Linked DNA regions of Homo sapiens: region 2 is linked to region 1. The links are chromatin loops, found by intact Hi-C in ENCODE. Cell type or tissue: heart left ventricle. All regions are shown on one strand. Each heading gives the region's core, and the rest is flanking DNA. Links, peaks and the distances in the headings are about the cores only. Region 1 holds the start of RNU5D-1 (RNA, U5D small nuclear 1). Region 2 holds the start of BEST4 (bestrophin 4).

Region 1 (11,596 bases), core at 3,933-8,932:
CCGGGTGTGGTGGCGGGCGCCTGTAATCCCAGCCTACTCGGGAGGCTGAGGCAGGAGAATTGCTTGAACCCAGGAGGCGGAGGTTGCAGTGAGCCGAGATCGCGCCACTGCACTCCAGCCTGGGCGACAGAGTGAGGCTCTGTCTCAAAAAAAAAAAAAAGGTAGCATTTATGCTGGTGTGCCATCATCTTAGCATCTCCTTCTCCTCCTGCCCCCTCTAGCTCTGTGGTTCCTTTCTCTTCTTTACAAAAACATTCAATCCTTGCCGATTTTCTCTTGTGCTCCCACAGCCCAATCACTGACTCCTTCCACAGCACCTGTCACCATATCATCGCTGCCTGTTTGTGCACGCTTAAGGAGGGTTGGTCGAATGAATGAATTCAGTCTGTATCCTCAACACCCAATGCCGCGCCTGGCACCATAGGCGTTCACATGCAGCCGTGCCGAAAGACTGAGTGAATGCTGGACTGAATGAATGACTGCCTGTAAAATATCTACAGGAAAGCCCTGCAGGAAATGCCCTCCATAAATTCTAGTCCCCTTCTCCTTCCTAACCAAATCCTCCCCTCCTTCTGCTTCCATCACTTCCTAGCTGTGTAACTTAGGCAAAGTGGTTTACCTCTCTGTGTCTAATTTCGGCAAAGGTAAAATGGGGAAGTGAACCTCATCTGGTTCTGGTGAGCTTCCACGGGTGCTGTATGGAAAGCCTGGCACCCTGCCTGGTGGAGAGGGCTCGATGATGGTTAGAAGGAGAGTTTCTCTAAACTGCCGCCTACCTTCCTTCCCCTTTCTCATTTCCTGCCACAAGTCTCCCACCCACTTTCTCTGTCTCCCTCTCACCCCTTGTCTTTCTCCATCTTGTCTTCCCGTAAAGACCCAGCCCTTCCCTCCTCCATGAAACCTGGATTCCTCCAAGGCGAAGGCCCCCCTCTCTGGGGTCTCAGCCTCCAGCGCTGACATCCTAGGCCGCCTCGACAGGTGGGCTCACCATCCAACCCTTCCTCCTCCCCCTTCAGCCCCCTCCTCCTGCTCTTCAACTGAGGTTCGCCTTCCCAGCTCCCCCACGCCCTGCACAGTGCTGATCAGTAAAAGAGGAGGACACTGACGAGTGGCGACTTGGTTCACGGGGTTCTTTGCTTCCTCGGTGGCGGAGGGGCCTGGGGCCTCTCTCCAGCACCTCTGCCCTTCCGCAGCCATCGAGTTGATCAAAGACCTGGTCGGTTACGATGTGCGCCAGGCGCTGCTCAAGGGCCTCGTGGCGCTGCTGATACCGTCGGTCAAGGAGATCTCCAAACTGCAGGCCAAGATCCTCAGTGGTAAGGACCTGCTCAAATGGGGCTGCCTGGGCCACGGGAGGGCGGTCTCTTGCCTCACGGCTGCCCCCTCCTCAGACCCCTCGGTTCTCCAGCTCACCCCCAGCCTGCCGATGTTTTTGCAGCAGGCCGCGGCCGCCAAGGCCATCGGGTAAGCGGGCAGGGGTTAGTGGGTAGCTGCAGCAAGCCTGGCTTGGCGCTGCCGGCGGGCCCCGGGAGCGCTCCGTGCGCCGGGTGGGCGGGGGTGTGCGCCGGGTGAGCCCCAGGGCGTCGCCCCAGCCCGAACCCCCGGCCCAGGGTCCTGGCGCGCAACGACATGAGCATCGCCGAGGAGCTGCTGTACCTGCGCGTGGTGCGTGGCCTAATGGCCGCCATGGGCAACACGGACCACAGCAACAGCCAGCGGCTGGCCAGCCTCACGCTGGAGGTGCGCGCGGCGGCTGGTTAGGGGGCGGGAAGGGCGGCGGCACCCGCAGCCCCGTCGCCCCCGCAGTCACGCCGCCTCGCCCGCGCGGCGCAGTGCTTCGTGCAGATGTTCCCCTTGGTGGCGGAGCACGTGCGCAAGTGCATGGGGGAGGAACTCTACCAGCTCTTCCTGGTAAGTGCGCCCTTCCTGCCCCGCCGCAATGAGCAGATGGCGGCTCGGACAGTGTGATGCCCCTTCAGACAGTCCCCATCCTGGAGCGCGCCACATGCAGAGTGGACCTGGCCACCAGCTGCAGGAGGGACTGCTCTGGCGTAGGCTCCTCCACCCGCCACCTTCCTGTTCCCTTTCCTGCCCTTTCGGTCAGGCTGCCGACCCGCCCCCCACCTGCAACATCCCTCTGCCAAGCCCAACTCCAAGTCCAGACTGCCCTGGCACCCCAGCCGGGTCCCCCTTGCTCCTGTCCTCAGAGCAACGCTGAGGACTTGTACATGAAAATAGACAGCATTCAGGCGGACATCTTGGCGGCCAACACAGTCAATGTTACCAAAGGTGAGTGTGGGACGAGGGAAGCCGGGCGCAGGCGCCGCCAGCACAGCCTCACGCCCGCCTTTCCTGCCTGCAGCCCTGTGCCTCCATGGCAGCTCCTACAGCATGAACACTCTCTATGGCTCGCGCGATTCGGCTCAGATGGCCTACCTCACACACTTCGAGGAGGATGTAGAATCAAAGGAGTAACAGCCCCTGTGGCAAACCAGGAAGGCCAAGGCTGCGGGGCAGGGAAGCCTGGCAAGAGGAAGGCGCCTGGGGTCAAGCTCAGAGCCACTCCACTTGGCTCCAGGGGGGAGACGGGGATTAGGCATCCCAGAGGGGCAGAGGAAGAGCCGCTGGCTGCGAAGAGTCAATAAACAGCCTTGATACCTGTCTGTTCTTTGTGTGTGTGGAGGGGGAAGGGAGGTCAAGTGAGAGCTATGATGCTAGATTGTGGTGCCTGTGCTCCTCAAGTTAAAAAGCAGGTCCAAGTTTAGGACGGTGGCTTGCACCTGTAATCCTAGCTACTCTGCAGGCTGAAGGAAGAAGATCTCTTGAGCCCAAGAGTTGGAAGCCATCATGGACAACAAAGCAAGACCCCATCACAAAAACAGGCCGGGCACGGTGGCTCACGCCTGTAATCCTGGCAGTTTGGGAGGCTGAGGTGGGCGGATCGCCTGAGGTCAGGAGTTCGAGACCAGCCTGGCCAACAGGGTCAAACTCCGTCTCTACTAAAAAATAAATAAAAAATAAAAAATTAGCCGGGTGTGGTGGCACACACTTGTAATCCCAGCTACTTGGGAGGCTGAGGCAGGAGAATCACTTCAACCCGGGAGGTAGAGGCTGCAGTGAGCCAAGATCACACTACTGCACTCCAGCCTCCTGGGCGACAGAGTGAGACTCATTCTCAAAAAAAAAAAAAAAAAAAAAAAGCAGATCCAGAGGGAAGGGCCACCAACACCCTAGAAGGTTCAAGGGCATAGCCTGAATAGAGGGCCTCACCTCCACTCCCTGATGGCCTATGCACCCTTTCCTCCAGAACACCCTACCTACCTGGTTTTTCTCCGGTTGTTACAGACATTAAAGGGGGTCGTTTGATCCTAATGGGTCCTTTCCTTGCCTGGAACCATTTGCACCAATAGAACAAGGCCAGGTTCCATAAAGCAGAGCAGAAGCTTTATTCATTGATCTAGGAGATAGCAACAGGAGGCAGCCAAATGCCTAGGCAGATAGGGGTGGGTCCCCAGTGAACCCCACCTTCAAACCAAAAACAGCCTGAAGGCTGAAAGACCGACTGCTGGTCCTGGATGAAACCCACAACCCAGAGTGAGAACTTCTGTTTCTGTTTGCCTGCCCTTTCCTGATTGATTCTTTCTGAATAATGCCTTTTAACCAATTGAATGTTGCCTTTTCCAATACTACCTATGGCCTGCCCTTCCCCCATTCTGAGCCCATAGAAGCCCTGGACTCAGCCATATTAGGGGGACTTTCCCACTTTCAGGTAGGGGGACCACCCCCCACAGCCACCGAAAGCTGTTTTATCACTCAGTAAAACCCCACCTTGCTCACTCTTCAATTGCCAGTGCATCCTCATTCTTCTTGGGCTCGTGGGACGAGAACTCGGGAACCAGTGCATAAGCTAGACTCCGCCAACTGGACTGAGCGGGTGGGTCGTCTCCTGCAGCAAGTAAAGGCCATCTCCTGCAGCAGGTAGCCTGGCGAGTGAGACCTGGCAGGGCATTGCTGGCCAGAGGTCCCCAGCTTGCAAAGTGACCAAGAAGAAAACCTTACATCATAGGAATGGAGGAAGGGGAGCTCATGCTCAAAGCACCTTCTCCCAGGGGGAGGGGCCTGGTAAAAAGGGAGTCTCAAGGGAACTTAGGGCAGGTAGGTGGAGACTGGGTTGAGGATTTCTGGAAAAAGGTAGGTTCTTCCAGGAGGGGCTGGAGTGTGCATAGTCTTTTTTTTTTTTTTTTTTTTTTTTTGAGACGGAGTCTCGCTGTGTCACCAGGCTGGAATGCAGTGGCACAATCTCGGCTCACTGCAACCTCAGCCTCCTGAGTAGCTGGGGCTACAGGCATGCACTACCAAACCCAGCTAACTTTTGTATTTTTAGTAGAGATGGGGTTTCACCATCTTAGCCAGGCTGGTCTCGAACTCCTGACCTCATGATCTGCCCGCCTCAGCCTCCCAAAGTGCTGGGATTACAGGCGTGAGCCACCACACCCAGCTTTTTTTTTTTTTTTTTTTTTTAGACAGGGTCTCTGTTGCTCAGGCTGGAGTGCAGGGGTGCAATCTCGACTCACTGCAACCTCTGCTTCCCAGGCTCAAGCAATTCTCATGCCTCAGCCTCCGGAGTAGCTGGGACTACAGATGTGCACCACGACCACATTCAGCTAATATTTTTTTCTTTTTTTGTAGAGATGAGGTCTCACTATGTTGTCCAGGCTGGTCTCCAACTCCTGGGCTCAAGTGATCCTCCTGCCTTGGCCTCCCAAAGTGCTGGGATTGTAGGCATGAGCCACTGTGCCTGGCCTGAGTGTGCATGGTGTTGTTTTTTCTTTTGAAGATTTCTCCTCTTCAATCCAGTCTCATTCAAGTTGGAGTGAGGCAGGGCTCCTGGTCTGGAGTCTCTCTTCTATCTGCTTTTACACCCTGCTGATTTCATCCTGTCTCAGAACTTTAAATATCATTATAGGCCAATGACTCCTACATTTCTATTTCCAGCTAAACATTTCCACCTCATCGTGTCTAAAACTGAACTCCTAATCCCGTGCCACTTTCCCCAATTCAACTCATGGCAACTCATCCTTCCTATAAAACAAAACAAAATAGTGGAGTGCTTTTTAATGTCCGTCTTTAGCACCCATATCTATTATGTCTGTTGGCTCTATCTTCCAAATACATCCAGAATCCAACCATATCTCACTACCTCTATTGTTAATACTCTGGGCTGAGCCACTATCATCTCTCTTCAACGTTATTCTGCTTTTCTCCCTCTTCCTGTTCTCTTTTCTTTTAGTTTCTTTTTTTTTGAGATGAAATGTCACTCTGTCACCCAGGCTGGAGTGCAGTGGTGTGATCTAGGCTCACTGGCACCCACCACCTCCTGGGCTCAAGCAATTCTCCTGCCTCAGCCTCCCGAGTAGCTAGGATTACAGGCTTCTGCCACCACGCCTAGCCAATTTTTGTATTTTTAGTAGAAACAGGAGTTCACCATGTTGGCCAAGCTGGTCTCAAACTCCTGACCTCAAATTATCCACTCACTTCAGCCTCCCAAAGTACTGGGATCACAGGCGTGAACCACTGTGCCCAGTCAATACCTGTTCTCTTTTTAATACGACAGCCAGGGTTATCCTTTTAAGCTTCAGATTCTATCACTGGGCTCAAACCTTGGAGGGCTCCCCATTTCGCTGAATGAAGACCCTAGGTGCTCAGGTTTCCCATCACCTCTCTAAACTCTTCTGCCTCTGTCTGTCCTTCACTCTGCTCCAGACACACTGGACTCCCTTGCTGGTTCTTTTTTTTTTTTTTTTTTTTTTAATTGGCAAAGAGGCCGGGCGCGGTAGCTCACGCCTGTAATCCCAGAACTTTGGGAGGCCAAGGTGGGCAGATCACGAGGTCAAGAGATGGAGACCATCCTGGCTAACACAGTGAAACCCCATCTCTACTAAAAATACAAAAACTTAGCCGGGCGTGGTGGCGGGCACCTGTAGTCCCAGCTACTCAGGAGGCTGAGGTAGGAGAATGGCGTGAACCCGGGAGGCGGAGCTTGCAGTGAGCCGAGATCGCGCCACTGCACTCCATCCAGCCTGGGCGACAGAGCAAGACGCCGTCTCAAAAAAAGAAAAAGAAAAAAAGAAATTGGCAAACAAGCTCTTGTCTCAACGCTATTGTACTGACTGTTCACTCTGCCTAGAACTTCATCCCATATATCCACAGGGCTCACTCCCCCATCTCCCTTCAACTCTACAAGAAGGCCTACTCTTTTTAAAATTGCAATGCACACTACCATTCTCTATACTCACCACCTCCCCTCCCACCTTACTCTGCTATTTTTTTCCATAGCATTACCTTATTATGTTTATTAATAGTATGTCCTCCATCTGACTGTAAACTCCACGAGGACAGGGATACTGTTAGGACAATACCTGGCATGCATGAATCAGTGACTGAGGTATTGTGAGGGAATAGTCCCTCCAAGTCGGAGGAAATGAAGTCAGATGGCAGTAATTCTCCAGGATGCCACAAGAGGGCATCACCAGCCCTGACATTGTTGGTCTAAGGCAGTTCTGCTTTCCCCACTTATTTTGAGCCTCAGCTTTCCTCTTTTTGTACCTACAAAGGAGAGAAAAGTTAACAAAATATATTTATGTTTTGTTGTTATGTTTTCTTTAAAGCTAAATGGATTTCCTATTTTATTTTTGCTGATTTTATTTATTTATTTATTTATTTATTTATTTTTGAGACGGAGTCTCGCTCTTTTGCCAGGCTGGAGTGCAGTGACGCAGTCTCGGCTCACTGCAACCTCCGCCTCCCGGGTTCAAGAGATTCTCCTGCCTCAGCCTCCCAAGTAGCTGGGATTACAGGCATGCGCTACCACGCCCGGCTAATTTTTGTATTTTTAGTAGAGATGGGGTTTCACCATGTTGGCCAGGCTGGTCTTGAACTCCTGACCTTGTGATCCACCCGCATCGGCCTCCCAAAGTGCTGGGATTACAGGCGTGAGCCACCACGCCTGGCCTTATTTTTTTATTTTATTTTATTTTATTTTATTTTATTTATTTTATTTTATTTTTGGGGACGGAGTCTCACTCTGTCTCCCAGGCTGGAGTGCAGTGGCGCAATCTCGGCTCACTGCAACCTCCGCCTCCTGGGTTCAAGCGATTCTCTGCCTCAGCCTCCCAAGTAGCTGGGATTACAGGCGCCTGCCGCCATGCCCACGCCCAGCTAATTTTTGTGTTTTTAGTAAAGACGGGATATCATCATGTTGGCCAGGCTAGTCTTGAACTCCTAACCTCAAGTGATCCACCCGCCTTGGCCTCCCAAAGTGCTGGGATTACAGGTGTGAGCCACCGCGTCCACCGCGTCAGGCTGAGAGATCAAGTCATTTTTAGTTTTTAGTCTTTTTTTTCTTTTTATTTTTGGTCATTGTTTGGTTTTAGTTTTTAGTCTTGAAATGTTTTCTTTTGTATAATGGTAAAAAAATAGTACCCCAGAACTTTTTCGGAAATTTTAATAATTGGGAAATCCAAAAATCTAGGAACCACTGGGCTAAAGTGATCATAATTTAAAAAAAAAAAAAACCCTTTAAAAACTAAACTGGCCAAGCGGGAAGCGGTGGCTCACGGGAGGTTGAGGTGGGTGGATCACTTGAGGCCAGGAGTTTAAGGCCGCAGTGAGCTATAATCGTGCCACTGCACTCCAGACTGAGTGACACAGTGAGACCGTTTCTAGAATAAATTAATTAAAAACAAAACAAAACAAAACCACAAAACAAAACCAAATTTTCGCACGGTGGCTCATGCTTGTAATCCCAGCACTTTGGGAGGCCAAGGCGGGCAGATCAGCCTGGCCAATGTGGGAAATCCCCATCTCTATTAAAATACAAAAACTAACAGGGAATGGTGTTGCCACCTGTAGCCCCAGCTACTTGAGAGACTGAAGCAGGAAAATCCCTTGAAGCCGGCAGGCAAAGATTGCTCACTACAGTCTAGTCTAAAACCCCACTTCCAAAAAAATAAAAAACGCACACTCACACCATTACAACAGCCCAAAATAAATGTTCAAACAAAATGTTGTCTCACACCTCGCAACAAACACACAACTTTCTATCTGATTTTTAAACACCGTTGATGAACCCCACCAACATAGGGCTTCAAAAAATTTGCTTGAAACTCAAAACGGTTTCTCTCCACGGAAATCTTTAGTAAAAGGCGAAAGATTTATACGATTTGAAGAGAAACCAGAGCATGTGTTGGAATGGTTGCACACAGTCCTCGGGGGACGGTCACTACTAGATTAGCAATGGTTACTATTAACCCAAAAGAGTGACTTCTGTTTTTGTCTCAGACGATTGTGTGAAAGGAGCTTCGTTATTATGGTAAAGGAAAAGAGGGGGAAAAAAGGGAGAATCTCCTTTTAAAGTAGGACGTGGTCTGTGTGCAGTGCATTGTGGGTATGTAAATGACGCTGAGTCACCACCCCCTCGGTTTCCAGAAATACCTTAAATAGTTCGTTACTTTTTCTAGGCGTTAGGCCACCACCAGGGGGCAGAGCGGAAGCCAGATTTACAGAACTGTAGATGCCTGGTCCAACTAGACAGTGACTTTATTTTATAATTGGCACTTAAAGTAAAAAAAAAAAAAATTAAAAGCTTTAAAATAATTGTATTCATAGGCCTGGCGCGGTGGCTCACGCCTGTAATCCCAGCACTTTGGGAGGCCGAGGCGGGCGGATCACGAGGTCAGGAGATCGAGACCATCCTGGCCAACATGGTGAAACCCCGTCTCTACTAAAAATACAAAAATTAGCTGGGCGTTGTGGCGTTCGCATGTAGTCACAGCTACTTGGGAGGCTGAGACAGGAGAATTGCTTGAACCCAGGAGGCGGAGGCTGCAATGAGCCGAGACTGCACCACTGCACTCCAGCCTGGGCAACAGGAGACTCCACCTCAAAAGAAAAGAAAAGAAAACCACATCATAGCAAATACTGAATTTTGTATCATCCCTCTGCCTTCCACAGTATGTAACAAAGACTCCAAAAAGAGTAGCTTGAACAAGCAAGAAGTTTATTTTCACCTTACCTGAAGGAAGCCCGGAGAAGAAATTCTGAGTTGTTACAGAGGTGTCAGGGCTTAGAACATGATACCCCAACATATGGCACCTTGGCATACTGAGTATTTTAAGCCATCAAAGAAACTGAGAAAACTATATAAGCAGGAAGTTATTTTTGACCTTTTCCTTCTCTTCTCCCATGAAGACCTTCGTGTGACCAGTGTCCTGCCTTATGCCCACAGGGAATGAATGTCACACAGAGGCCAAGAATAATCTGAACAAACAGGCTTTGCCAAGTACCCCCCCCACCCATCCAGTTTATTACCATTCGATCATACACTTTTTTTTTTTTTAAAGAGTCTCGCTCTGTCCCCCAGGCTGGAGTCCAGTGGCGCGATCTCTGCTCACTGCAAGCTCCGCCTCCCGGGTTCATGCCATTCTCCTGCCTCAGCCTCCTGAGTAGCTGGGACTCAGGCGCCTACCACCACGCCTGGCTAATTTTTTGTATTTTTAGTAGAGATGGGAGTTTCACTCTGTCAGCCAGGATGGTCTCAATCTCCTGACCTCGTGATCTGCCCGCCTTGGCCTCTCAGAGTGCTGGGATTACAGGCGTGAGCCACTGCGCCTGGCATTTTTTTTTTTTTTTTTTTTTGAGACAGTGTCTTGCTCTGTGTCCCAGGCTGGAGTGCAGTGGTGCAATCGAGGGCCACTGAAGTCTTGAACTCCTGGGATCAAGCAGTCCTCCTGCCTCAGCCTCCCAAGTAGCTAGGACTACAGAAGCATACTACCACAGCTGGCTAATTTTTAAATTTTTTGTAGAGATGACATCTTGCTATGCTGCCCAGGCTGGTCTTGAACTTCTGACCTCAAGCAATCCTCCTGCCTTGGCCTCCCAAAGTGCTGGGGTTACAGGCATGAGCCACTGCACCTGGCCAGAAAATTTTTGATCATTCCTTTATTAGCTATTAAAGCAAATGGAATGATAAAACATTTACTAAATATTCTAAAATTTACTAAAAATTTTACTAAAAATGTACTAAATTTTCTTGTGCCAGTTTTGACATTTTTGACTTTTTTTTTCTAGAAATGTAGAAACTTATTCACACAACAAGAAGTATGGAGACAGGTGGATCAGGAGGTCAGGAGATCAAGACCATCCTGGCTAACATGGTGAAACCCCATCTCTACTAAAAATATAAAAAATTACCTGGGCATGGTGGCACACGCCTGTAATCCCAGCTACTTGGGAGAATTGCTTGAACCCGGGAGGCAGAGGTTGCAGTGAGCTGAGGTCTCACCACTGCACTCCAGCCTGGGCGACAGAGCGAGACTCTGTCTCAAAAAAAAAAAAAAAAATGACATATGGAGATAGAAATTAAAAATGTATATATATGGAAGTAGGTAGTCGCTAGCATTGGTTCAACTACTGAACCATCAAGAACCCTCTTAGGCTCTTCCTGCTGTACTTGGCTGTCCTGAGCATGTTGGCTTTTAACCAAATTACTGTCTCCTGCCTCATGACCACAAGGCAGCTGTCACAACTCCAGAAAGAACATCCCATGTCCAAGCCAAGAAAAAAGGGATGACACCAGGAAAGCATTTTCTGTCATTCCCTTTTAACAGAAAAACAACAAGTCTTGCCCACAAGCCCCCAGAACTCTCCTGCTTACATCTCATTGGCCAGAACTGTGTCCCATGGCCAGCTCTAATTGCATGGGAGTCTGGGAAAGGAAGTATAGTAACTATAAAGCTTTTTCAGTCTCTAATGTGGAAATGATTTAGGAAGAAGGGGGTTGAGAATACCTGCTGAATTAACCATCAACAGTGTATGTCACAAACAGTTGGTTCATTTGTTTTCTACCCTATTTTCTTTATCCCTTCCTGATGTCTTTTGGGTGAATCCTCACCCTTGATCCTGTTGCTCCTCATTTCATTTTGGCTGTAACCATTCTGCTATTCAATTCATGTATGGATTTCAACTATTAAATTTTTCAAGCCTGGTATTTTCAGTTGCTTCTTCCTGCCTTAACAATATCCTTCCTTATCTTTTGAAGATGTTCATTATGCTTATTTCTTTTTTCTTTTTTTGAGATGGGGTTTGGCTCTTGTTGCTCAGACTGGAGTGCAGTGGTGCAGTCTTGGCTCACTTCAATCTCTGCCTCCCGGGTTCAAGCAATTCTCCTGCCTCAGCCTCCCTCCTGAGTAGCTGGGATTACAGGCGCCCGCCACCACACCCGGCTAATTTTTGTATTTTTAATAGAGATGGGATTTTACCATGTTGGCCAGATCAAGTGATCTGCCCGCCTCAGCCTTCCAAAGTGCTGGGATTACAGGCATGAGCTACCACGCCTAGCCCATTATGCTTATTTCAAACTATCAGATCTATTAATTCTGCTTCCTCTAATATCAGTTTCTGACCAGATGTGGTGGCTCAAGTCTGTAATCCCAGTATTTTGGGAGGCTGAGGCAGGCAGATCACCTGAGGACAGGATTTTGAGACAGGCCTGGCCAACATGGCAAAACCCCGTCTCTACTGAAAATACAAAAATTAG
Region 2 (10,933 bases), core at 5,934-10,933, 57 kb after region 1:
GTGGAAGACGAACTGATGCCCCATGGCTTGTAAAGGCTGAGAGTTCCCTTATTTCTCCTTAAGGCCTCATGGGGCTGAAGAACCTGGAGGAGTGTGCCAGGGCCATTTGTCCTCCAGTTTACTTGATGCCAAATTTCTCCTGTGAGCAGGTTGTACTCGTAAAACAAGGATCATCGATGTTGTCTACAATGCATCTAATAACGAGCTGGTTCGTACCAAGACCCTGGTGAAGAATTGCATCGTGCTCATCGACAGCACACCGTACCGACAGTGGTACGAGTCCCACTATGCGCTGCCCCTGGGCCGCAAGAAGGGAGCCAAGCTGGTGCGTGTTACTTCCCTGTAGGGGTTGTGGGGAGGGCAGCCTGACTCCAGCCTTCTCGTGATGAAAACTCTGTCCAGTTCTGCTACTGAAGGGAGAGAGATGAGAGCCTTTTAGGCTGAGGAAGGCCAGCACTGGGGTGTGCAGGGTTCGAGAAAGCTCCCAGGGCCTGCCTTCCTTCCCTGAGCTCATATATTTGTATCCCCTTTTCAGACTCCTGAGGAAGAAGAGATTTTAAACAAAAAACGATCTAAAAAAATTCAGAAGAAATATGATGAAAGGAAAAAGAATGCCAAAATCAGCAGTCTCCTGGAGGAGCAGTTCCAGCAGGGCAAGCTTCTTGGTGAGAAGGCTGTTGTGTTGGAGGTGGGGAGTCGCAGAGATTGAGTGTGCCGAGGCACTTTTCCCTTGTCTCAGTTCCTTTGACTGCCAGCCATGCAGTCTAAAGGGTTCACTGATAACAGGCTGCGAGCACAAAGGGGAACGTTTGGTCACCCTATTCGTATGAAGCTGAAATGGGAAGCATTGGGTAGAAGAGTCTGCATAGGCCCGTGCTTGGAGTCTTTGTATTTGGGGAAGTCTCTGCCCAGGCTGAGGGGGCTGTCTCAGTGATGAAAACTTTGTCCAGTTCTGCTACTGACAGTAAGTGAAGATAAAGTGTGTCTGAGGAGACAGCTGGCTTCATGCTTGCCCCCAGGGTACCTGAACCCACAGAGATTCTTAAGCGGGTGGAGAGGTTTGGGTAGGGCCACCTTGTCGTTGTGCTAAGGATCACCTACTCTCTTGCAGCGTGCATCGCTTCAAGGCCGGGACAGTGTGGCCGAGCAGATGGCTATGTGCTAGAGGGCAAAGAGTTGGAGTTCTATCTTAGGAAAATCAAGGCCCGCAAAGGCAAATAAATCCTTGTTTTGTCTTCACCCATGTAATAAAGGTGTTTATTGTTTTGTTCCCACATTTATGTTGCCTGAATATATGACTGTTTTCTCTGCTTTATTTCCTTGCCCTGCAAAACTGATCTGGGTGGGTGGCTGCAACCCCTTGCCTTAACCTCTGCCTCCTACTGTCCTGAGCCAGGCTCACCACACTGTAAAGTCCCTGTTCTCAACTCCATGTCCCTGAAGGCCAGATTTATTATGTGGGCTATGTCTATAGTGGGAACATTTCTCACCACATTTTGGTGGGGATAGGGATGTGGCAGAGGCTATGAGGGGGTATCCCAACCTTGGGGTTCAGTAATATTGTGCTGGCTGAGTCATGATTAGAATCTCAGGCTATATTGCTTATAAAAAATTTTAAGGATCTTGTACCCATTGTAAGATTAACAGTGATTTCTGCCTTGCTTGGTCTCCAAGGGTCACTTCTTTGACTTAAACTTGCCCTGTCAAACACTTATCTTTAGTCCTGACCTGCCTGACATCTGCACTTGGATTTTTTTTTTTTTTCTTTTTTTGAGACAGTCTCTGTCACCCAGGCTGGAGTGCAGTGGCATGATCATGGTTCACTGCAGCCTTTACATCGGGGCTCAAGTAATACTGCCTCAGCCTGCCAAGTAGCTGAGACAATAGGCACTACACCCCTTTTTGTTTTGTTTTTGAGACAAAGTTTTGCTCTTGTTGCCCAGGCTGGAGTGCAATGGCGTGATCTCGCCTCACCGCAACCTCTGCCTCCTGGGTTCAAGGGATTCTCTTGCCTCAGCCTCCCGAGCAGCTGGGGTTACAGGCATGCGCCACCACACCTAGCTAATTTTGTATTTTTAGTAGAGACAGGGTTTTTCCCTGTTGGTCAGGCTGGTGTTGAACTCCTGACCTCAGATGATCTGCCTGCCTTGGCCTCCCAAAGTGCTGGGATTACGGGCGTGAGCCACCATGCCTGGCCTATACCCATTTTTTTAAATTATTTTTTTTGGTAGAGACAGGGTCTCACTTCATTGCCCAGGTCTTGAAATCTTGGGCTCAAGCAATCTTACCACCTTTGCCTCCCAAAGCGCTAGGTTTCAGGCATAAGCCACCACACCCAGCTTTGCACTTGGGTTTTTTGTTTTTCGAGACAGAGTCTGGCTCTGTTGCCCAGGCTGGAGTGCAATGGCGGGATCTTGGCTCACCACAACCTCCACCTCCCAGGTTCAAGCGATTGTCCTGCCTCAGCCTCCCAAGTAGCTGGGATTACAGGCGTGCACCATCATGCCCAGATAATGTATTTGTAGTAGAAACGGGGTTTCTCCATGTTGGTCAGGCTGGTCTCGAACTCCCATCCTCACGTGATCTGCCCACCTCGGCCTTCCGAAGTGCTGGGATTACAGGTGTGAGCCACCGCACCCGGCCTGCTTTTTGGGTTTTTTTAGATAGTCACTCCGTTGCCTAGACTGGATTACAGTGGTGTGCAATCTCAGCACACTGCAACCTCCGCCTCCTGGGTTCAAGCAATTCTCATGCCTCAGCCTCCTGAGCGGCTGGAATTACTAGGTGTGCACTGCCATGCCCAGCTCACTTTTTTTTTTTGTCCTTGAGGCATTTTATTTGTAAATATATGTATTACATCCCTAGAAAAAGAATCCCTGGATTTTCCCTCCTGTGTGTTTTCGTCTTGCTTCATGGTCCATGATGCCAGCTGAGGTTGTCAGTACAATGAAATCAAACTGGCGGGATGGAAGCAGATTATTCTGCCATTTTTCCAGATCTTTGAGTTGCACATCAAATCTGGGGCTGATCGCTCCACACTTGTTTAGCCTGCCTGTGAGGTTCACAACAATTTTCCCAGCTCTGTGATCATCAGTGATTTCAAATTCGCCAATGTAACCATGCTTCATCATCACAGTGAGAAACTGGACGATGACTTTGGAGCATGGCCTAAGAAGCACCTGGCGTTTGCCTCTCTTTTCGGCATTGTTGATGCTCTTGAGAGCATCTGCCAGGGCATTCATGCGCACCATTGTGACGGCGTGGAAAGATGGCGGAAAGAGGACGGGAGGGGAGAGCGCACGGAGTTATGGGCCACTTTTTGTATTTTTAGTAGAGAGGGTTTCACTGTTGGCTAGGGTGGTCTCCAACTCCTGTCCTCAAGTGATCCACCCGCCTTGGCCTACCAAAGTGCTGGGATTATAGACATGAGCCACTCGCCCAGCTTTGTGCTTGGATATTTTAATAGGGCTCCCAAAGGCCAGCATTTTCAAAACTGAGCTCTTGTCTGCCCCCACCTGCCATGTTCCTCAGTTTCAAGAGTCAGGATCTCACACTAGGCTGGAGTGCAGCGGATCGATCATTGTTCACTGCAGCCTCAATCTACTGAGTAGCTGGGACTACAGCTGTGGTGCAGGGCCCAGAATAATCATTTTATTTTTTTGTAGAGATGGGGTTTCTTGTTGCCCAGGCTAATCCTGAGCTCCTGGCCTCAAGCAATGCTCCTGCCTTGGCCTTCCAAAGTGTTGGGATTACACATGTGAGGTACTGCACCCCACCAAGATTATATTTTTAATGCAACAGCTTCCTATCTCATCAATGAAAATCCTTACCAAGTATTATGACTTGATGTGACCTAGCTCCTTCTATAGTGACTCCCTCCATCAACCACACAACCATCCTAGTTTACTGAACATACATGTACACATGCTATTCCCTTTGTTAGGCACGCTCCTTCAAATATCCACTTGGGGCTGGACACTGGGCATGGTGGCTCATGCCTGTAATCCCAGCACTTTGGGAGGCAGAGGCCAAGGCAGGAGGATTGCTTGAGGCTGGGAGATTGAGACCAACCTGGGCAACAAAGTGAGACCCTGTTTCTACAAAAAAAACCCCACATGGTTCATTCCCTCCAGGTCTTTGCTATGCCATCCTAGTGAATTCTTGCCGGATCACAATATTCTAAGTTGCAGTCGCCCCTCTGAACTGTCTTACACTTCGCCTGTTTTTTCTCTTTATTCCTTAATCTGACAAAGTTTGCTCTTTTCCCTTTGGAATGGTACTCCAGGGAAACAAGGATATTTGTTTCCTGCTGTGTCTCTGGCACCTGGAAAAGTGTATGGACATATACTGGGTACTCAAATATATGCAAGATTAATTGGGAAAAAAGTCTTGAGACTTTATTAAATTTGAAGTTTGGCCAGGCATTGTGGCTTACGCCTGTAATCCCAGCACTTTGGGAGGCCGAGGCAGGTGGATCACTTGAGGTCAGGAGTTCAAAAACCAGCCTGGCCAACATGGTGAAACCCCATCTCTACTAAACATACAAAAAATTAGCAGGGTGTGGTGGCATGTGCCTGTAATCCCAGCTACTTGAGAGGCTGAGGCATGAGAATCTCTTGAACCTGGGGAGGTGGAGGTTGCAGTGAGCCAAGATCTGTCCATAAAACCAGTGGGTTCTTTCTCTAAAGTCTTGAAATCCATCCATTCTCCATTTCTACCACCTTCACAGATGACCGTTCTCACCATGGAACAAGGCTTGTAAAAGCTGCAGAAAAAAAAAAAAAAACCTCAAATACCTCGTGAATGAATGGCCATCATTGTGGGGTGCTACTGTCTCCACATTATAGATTTGGAAACTGAGGCTTAGAAATATTCACTATTGGCTAGACGCGGTGGCTTACGCCTGTAATTCCAGCACTTTGGGAGGCTGAGGCGGGTGGATCACCTGAGGTAAGGAGTTAAAGACCAGCCTGGACAACGTGGTGACACCCCGGTCTCTACTAAAAATACAAAAAATTAGCCGGGCGTGGTGGTGGACACCTGTAATCCCAGCTACTCGGGAGGCTGAGGCAGGAGAATTGCTTGAACCCAGGCGGTGGAGGTTGCAGTGAGCCGAGATCAGGCCATTGCACTCCAGCCTGGGTGACAGTGCAAGATTCCGTCTCAAATAAATAAATAAATAAATAAATAAATAAATAAATAAATAAGAAATATTCACTATCCCATGGACATACAGATGGAAAGAAGCAAAGCCAGCATTAGAATCCAGTCAACTGACCCTGCCAGAGGCTGGAGTCTACTCACTGCACTCTAGTGTCCCCCCTCTGTCTTCCTCCTCTGTTCTGGCATTTATCCTGTGGCCTTAATATTCAGTTTTGGCCTTCACTGATTTCTTTAGGTGAAGACTGGGATTTAAAAAGCAAGAATCGTATAGGAGCATAGTTTTATCACAATTCCAATGTAGTGCTCTGTGGCAGACTGTTTCCAGAAGACTTTTTTTTTTTTTGGAGACAGAGCCTGGCTCTGTAACCGAGAGCTAGAGTGCAGTAGAGTGATCTTGGCTCACTGCAACCTCCGCTTCCCAGATTCAAGCAATTCTTGTGCCTCAGCCTCCCAAGAAGCTGGGATTACAGGCATCCACCACCACACCCAGCTAATTTTTGTATTTTTAGTAGAGATGCGGTTTCACCACGTTGGCCAGGCTGGTCTTTAACTCCTGGCCTCTGGGGATCTGCCCACCTTGGCCTCCCAAAGTGCTGGGATTACAGGCGTGAGCCACTGTGCCCAGCCACAGAAGGCTCTTTACTTACATCAGCCGAGTGCCCCCAGCGCTGCAGGCCCACCATGGAGATGGGCCTAGGCTTCTACCCGTAAACTGTACTTTTTCCCCCTGTGTGGTTGGTGGCAGTGGAGAAGAGCTTGGCACACAAGTCCAAATGCTAGGTCTAGGGTGGGTGGTGGATGGCTGCCTTCACATCTGACTTTAATCAGCCTCCAAGACAGATTCCCAAACCCTTCCTTCATCTTCATCCTACTGCATGCATGCCAATTCAATTTTAAACAATTATAACTGCACAAGTAATAAATATATTCTCAATATAAACAAAAACTAAACAACACTTAAACAAAAACTTGAATATATTCTCAATGTAAACAAAAACTTTAACATTACAAACAAGGCAAAAGTCCCCCAGCACACACTGACCCTTCTTTTGAGTAAGGTTACCAGGGTAAGGTATACCCCTTCAAGCACGTTTCACATGACTCTCAAATTGTGTTTCCTGGACAAGCAGCACAGCATCACCTGGGAACTTGTTAGAAATGCAAGTTATTGGGCGCCATCCCAAATCTAACGTGCCAGAAATGCTGGGAGTGGTGCCCAGCACTCTTTTGACAAGACCTTCCGTGATGCTGATCCTTCCTTAAGTTTGAGAACCAATGGCCTAGCTCCCTGTTGCTGTGAAGCTAACCGTGCACCTGGGCTCTAGTCCTCTATGCCTGGGCTCATTTATTTTTCTAGCTTCACGTCCCCCAAGCAACCGACCTTCTCTCCCACCAAAGTGGACACATTCCCAGCCCTGGCTCAGGCCCTTTTCGCCATCTTCTCTTTCAAGTTCTGTCCCTAAATGCTCTGGCCTTCAAGGCACACAGGAAAAGCTGCTCTAATAGAGCTGGCTGGCAGGACCGGGCACGGGAGGGAAGGAGGGCAGTGGGTGGGGGAAACCGGGCGGGGGCAGGCGAGACCTCAGGGCTCCAGGGCCTCGTCCCCGGACTCCGCCGATTCCTCCTCGATGCGGGCTGCGGCCTCGGGGTCGCCGCCCTCCTCCGCCCGGAAGCGCAGCAGATGCGGGGGGCGGGGGGTGCCTCGCACGCGGCCGAAGTTCCGGAGGCTGATGGCCGGGGAGGGCGCCCCTACGCCCAGGAAGCGGCCGAGCAACGGGGTCTGCGCGGCGGGCGCGGGCCGACCAGATCCGGGGGACGCCTCCACCTGCAGGCTCTGCTCAGGGTCGTCGCTCATGCTGCGGGCGGGAGGGCGGGCTGAGCCGGGGCACAGGGCGGGAGCGGGGACGCGGGATCGGCTCTCGGGGAAGGACCGAGGCATCGGTGCCCCAGAGGCTGAGCGAGGACCCGCGTGCCGGGTCAGGCCCAGTGCAAGCCACTCACCGCAGGTTGAAGGTGGAGCCCAGGAATGAGGGCCGCAGAGACTCGGCCGCCGTGGCCACAGTGTAGGGTGGCTGCGGCTGGTCCTCATCCCAGTACTGGTCCTTCTCAGCGGGGGGAAGGTTCTGGTACATTTCGTCCACGGATAGCAGGGACACCTGGGCCACCAGCAAGTTACAAGGATCCTCCTCTCCTCTCCTTCCCACGGCCGGGCTGAGAGCTGACCGGGAGAGGGGGCCCAGGAGCTGCCCTGGACTCCTGATCCTGATGCTTGCTCACCTGCAAGTTGCGGTCTATGAGCTGATTTGTCTCAAAGTCGTCATCATCCTCACCAAATGGGTTGATGATCTGTTCAGCCACCTATAGGTGGCAGAGACAGGGTTTTCTGGGTTCAGAGCCCCACTCTTTTTCCCCAAAGTCGGGGCAGCCCCTCTGCCCACATCTCCACAGAGCAGGCTGGCATGCCCATCTGCAGTGCCCACCTTGAGCCAGCCAGCATAGAAGAAGAACTGCAGCAGAGTGGTGAGAGGCACGTACATGTCCGGGTCTCCCAGGGCTGGGGCTGGCTCCTGGCCTGGCTTCAGAAGCTTCTGAGGTTTGGCAGCCCCTGCCTCTGGCTCCACAAACTGGCGGCCAACCAGGGAGAGGGCAAAGAAAGAGTAGACGGCTATGGTCACCACCTGGAGAATGAAGAGCCAGGCTCAGTGCAGGATGCAGCGGGCCAAGGAGAAATGCTGCCCCTGCCTCTGAGGATCTATGGGAAGTCTGACAAGTAATCAAACATGTATCCTGGTGTGGCAGTACCAGTGGGGACAGGGTCACCTTGTTGGGGGTGGTGGGGGGCTTTTAGGATGAACCCGGTGCCTCAGGGGACTGAAATGGCCAGGCAAGTACCATCGCTAATTCTTCTCATCTCACACACAGCACAGGACATACAGTAGGCACTGGGACTCGGGAGGGGAGAGGCAGTTACTTGGGTGTAGACGAGGGGGATGCTGATCCAGTCATAGTGGAATAGCATGCTGCACTTGGCTCGGTACTTGTTCAGCTCCTGGGGGAACAGCAGGAACAGGAAGTCAGCAGAGGTGAGGAAGGAACAGGGGTGCCCAGCACAAACTAGGCCTGGGCCTGGCCAGGAGGCTCTTTCTCATTCTGCCCTCAGAGGTGTATTAAGATGGGGTGCTTGAATCCCAGCTCTGCTAACTAGCTGTGTAACTTAGGCAAATTTCTTTTCTACTCTGTGCCTCAGTTTCCACATCTGTGCAAGGAGGATGATAGTACCTATGTCAAGAGTTGCTGTAAGGGATGAATGAGTTAACATGGGTACAGGGCTTCCAAAAGGCTGGGGTACACAGCTGATGCCATACAACTGTTAGGTATTAAAATTATTATTCATCTTTAAAATTAGAGGGAGGAGGGCAGATGGGTCTGGTCCTGAGCCCACTCACTTCCAAAAGTAGACAGAGAGCGATATCGTCACGTATTCGCCCGTCCCTCCGGGCCTGGGCCGCCAGGTTGGTGAACCAGACGCAGGGGACCCAGTACTTGTTGAAGTCGGATTTCAGGCTCTCAAACTTTTTCCTCTCTTCCTGGGACATGAAACCTGAGGGGGTAAAGCAGGTGGGGTGCAGTTGCACCCTCTGCCGCCAGGGGAGGCTGCTGTTCCGCCGTCTGGCTCCCCTCCCTCGCGTCCACCGGCTGTCCCAGGACTCGCGGTTCCGCGTTCCTGTCGCAGTCCAGACCCTTCCCTGGAGGCCCCTGCTCCCAGGACTCTCCCAGGCGCCACCTGCATCCGGCTGTGGGCCGGACCCCCAGAGGCTCCCGGCGGGCGGCGCACCTGCGTCCACCACGTGCTCCATGGTGGGGAAGCGCTTAAGCACGCGGGTGCTGACCGAGCGCAGCACCAGCACGGACGCCAGGTTCGCGTAGCGGATGAGGGTGCGGCGCAGCAGGCGGCCCCGCTGGTCCACGCCGTGCACGCTAGCCGAGATGACGCACATCAGCTGGTCTGGCAGCGGGATGCTTGTGTACTGGGACCACCAGCGGTTCACCACGAGAGTCACATAGAAACCTGCTTGGCCGCCGTGATAGAGGGAGTAGGAAGGGAGAGTGGAGAGCCTGGGGGTCGGAGCGCCTCACCTCCCCCAGCAAAGGGCCTGGTCCAGGCCAGTTGAATCGTGGCAGGGGGAAGGAAACATTCAGCTCCAGTGCCCTGCTGTGCGAGGCCAGGAGGAGGGAGGAGGGCAAACTTCCTTCAGCAGAGGGAAAGTGGGGATTCAAAGCCAGGAGACTGCTTCCCAGGAGGGTGGGGAAGGGGTTGTCACCTCTGTCCAGCTCCCCTGCAGTGCCCAGGGTGGGCTTGTGAGGCCAGCAGGTGTCTTGTGCCTTGCTGGAAGTGAGGGTCCGGCAAGTGATAGGGCCCTGCCCTCTGGAAGTCCTGGACCCAGCACCCAGCTCCTGTGCCTGCTGGGCCTGCTCTGGCTGACCAGGAAGGCTCTGCCACCGTGTTGAGTAATTCTTTTTTTTTTTTTTTTTTTTTTTAGCAGAGTCTCGCTACATTGCCCAGGCTGGACTGGAACTCCTGGGCTCAAGCGATCCTCTCACCTCAGCCTCTCGAGTAGCTGAGACTGCAGGTGTGTCACCACACCATCTGTTGGGTAATTCTGACCCTCGGAGCTGTCAACCCAACCCAGAGGTCAGGGAACACAGTAAGGGGGACACAGGGAAAACTAGAAGGGAGCCTTACCCAATACAAAGGACAAGGGAATGAGGTCTGCTGAGCGGTTGCAGTACCGGGCCACCTGAGCATACACGTACCTCTGCTCCTGGGTCAGCAGCAGCCTGGGGAAGGCAGGTGTAGGCTTGGGTTAGAGGGAGGTGGGTGGCCCAGTCTCCCCACTTGCGCCAGCTCTAAGACCCTGCCCTTACCGGTAGGTGATGCTAAGCACAGCGTACAAGGCCCCAAAGAGGAGGAATTCCTTGTAGAGGAGCTTGTAGATGCTTCCCCTCCAGCGGAGAAGCAGGCCAGAGAAACCTCCGAAGCGGGCCTCCGCCACTTTGAGAGTGTATGAAACCGTCATGGTGCTGGGAGCCTGGGGCAGGAGGTCACAAGAGTTGCCCCCAGGGCTGTCGTTTAGTTCTCCAGACAACCTCCCTTCCACTCTGGTCTCACACACCCCAGCCTTCACCCTGCGTCAGTGGACAAGGGGGTAGGAGCCTGCAGAGCAGAAAAGTACACCCCACCCCCTGCAGAACTGAGCAGTACATGGGCAAAGCCAGGCTAGAGTTGGACAAGGTAGAACTGAGATCTGTGTCCCTTCATGCATGAGGTTTCCTCAAGCTCCTCTTCAGCCTGCAGGGCTAGGGATAACCAGATCCTGAACTGCTGCGGACAAGAGACGCAGCTCCAGCCCAAATCCACTGCTATTCCTTGGGGCCTTGCTTTGGAAGCTGATTAACTAGAACTACCAGGGCCCAGGGCACTCTCACCCCCATCCCATACCTGCCTACCTGCTCTGGGCAGCAGCCCGTGTGGAAGATGAACTGGGCTAGACTTCAACCCCCACAGACTTAAGTACCTCTGCAGTCCATAAAGTTAGGCTGGACTGAGGCCTATCATTGATGGATTGAAGCTGTCATCCAGCTTCCCCTGGTGCTGGGAACTGGGTGTGTCTCCTTACCCCTGTAGGGTTGGGCTGGCCTTCGAGTGGCAGAAATGCCAGCTATACTGACCCCACAGCTCACACAGACGACACCATGTCCTTCAAGCCAG

What was found. A loop is a pair of places that touch in the nucleus more often than their neighbours do. Peaks named below come from ENCODE experiments on the same cell type or tissue, not always from the same donor. Only the 100,000 strongest peaks of a DNase experiment are listed, where the experiment ranks them.
Region 2: it touches region 1 in a loop (7-fold over the local background); 57 of 110 quality-filtered maps call a loop at or near these places.

What each region holds. Positions count from the first base shown.
Region 1 is chr1:44,722,929-44,734,524 of GRCh38, forward strand. It overlaps RNU5D-1 (RNA, U5D small nuclear 1), which reads right to left and starts at 8,242; the gene lies at 8,141-8,242. It overlaps ARMH1 (armadillo like helical domain containing 1), which reads left to right. Exons shown (of 12, transcript NM_001145636.2): 7 at 1,194-1,316; 8 at 1,392-1,464; 9 at 1,611-1,740; 10 at 1,834-1,911; 11 at 2,208-2,289; 12 at 2,363-2,663. The coding sequence ends at 2,475. LOC105378690 (a long non-coding RNA gene) reads right to left here and starts at 1,191. Exons shown (of 5, transcript XR_007066059.1): 1 at 1,107-1,191. RefSeq lists silencers at 509-803, 6,412-6,461, 10,349-10,643. In heart left ventricle, for the core only: CTCF peaks have their summits at 6,520 (motif pointing right) and 8,537 (motif pointing right); a DNase peak (open chromatin) is centred at 8,523; H3K4me3 peaks cover 903 bases; H3K27ac peaks cover 1,152 bases.
Region 2 is chr1:44,777,465-44,788,397 of GRCh38, forward strand. BEST4 (bestrophin 4) reads right to left here and starts at 10,706. Exons shown (of 9, transcript NM_153274.3): 1 at 10,090-10,706; 2 at 9,908-10,002; 3 at 8,999-9,232; 4 at 8,610-8,764; 5 at 8,135-8,212; 6 at 7,644-7,841; 7 at 7,441-7,521; 8 at 7,165-7,319; 9 at 6,121-7,019. The coding sequence starts at 10,241. The coding sequence ends at 6,746. It overlaps RPS8 (ribosomal protein S8), which reads left to right. Exons shown (of 6, transcript NM_001012.2): 4 at 150-325; 5 at 536-665; 6 at 1,112-1,315. The coding sequence ends at 1,221. It overlaps SNORD38A (small nucleolar RNA, C/D box 38A), which reads left to right and starts at 378; the gene lies at 378-448. SNORD38B (small nucleolar RNA, C/D box 38B) reads left to right here and starts at 926; the gene lies at 926-994. It also overlaps the pseudogene RPS15AP11. RefSeq lists enhancers at 274-785, 1,936-2,436, 8,563-9,248, 9,158-9,247, 9,249-9,934 and 1 more and silencers at 6,709-7,058, 8,908-9,037. In heart left ventricle, for the core only: a CTCF peak has its summit at 8,807; DNase peaks (open chromatin) are centred at 6,909, 7,253 and 8,857; H3K4me3 peaks cover 1,773 bases; H3K27ac peaks cover 1,010 bases.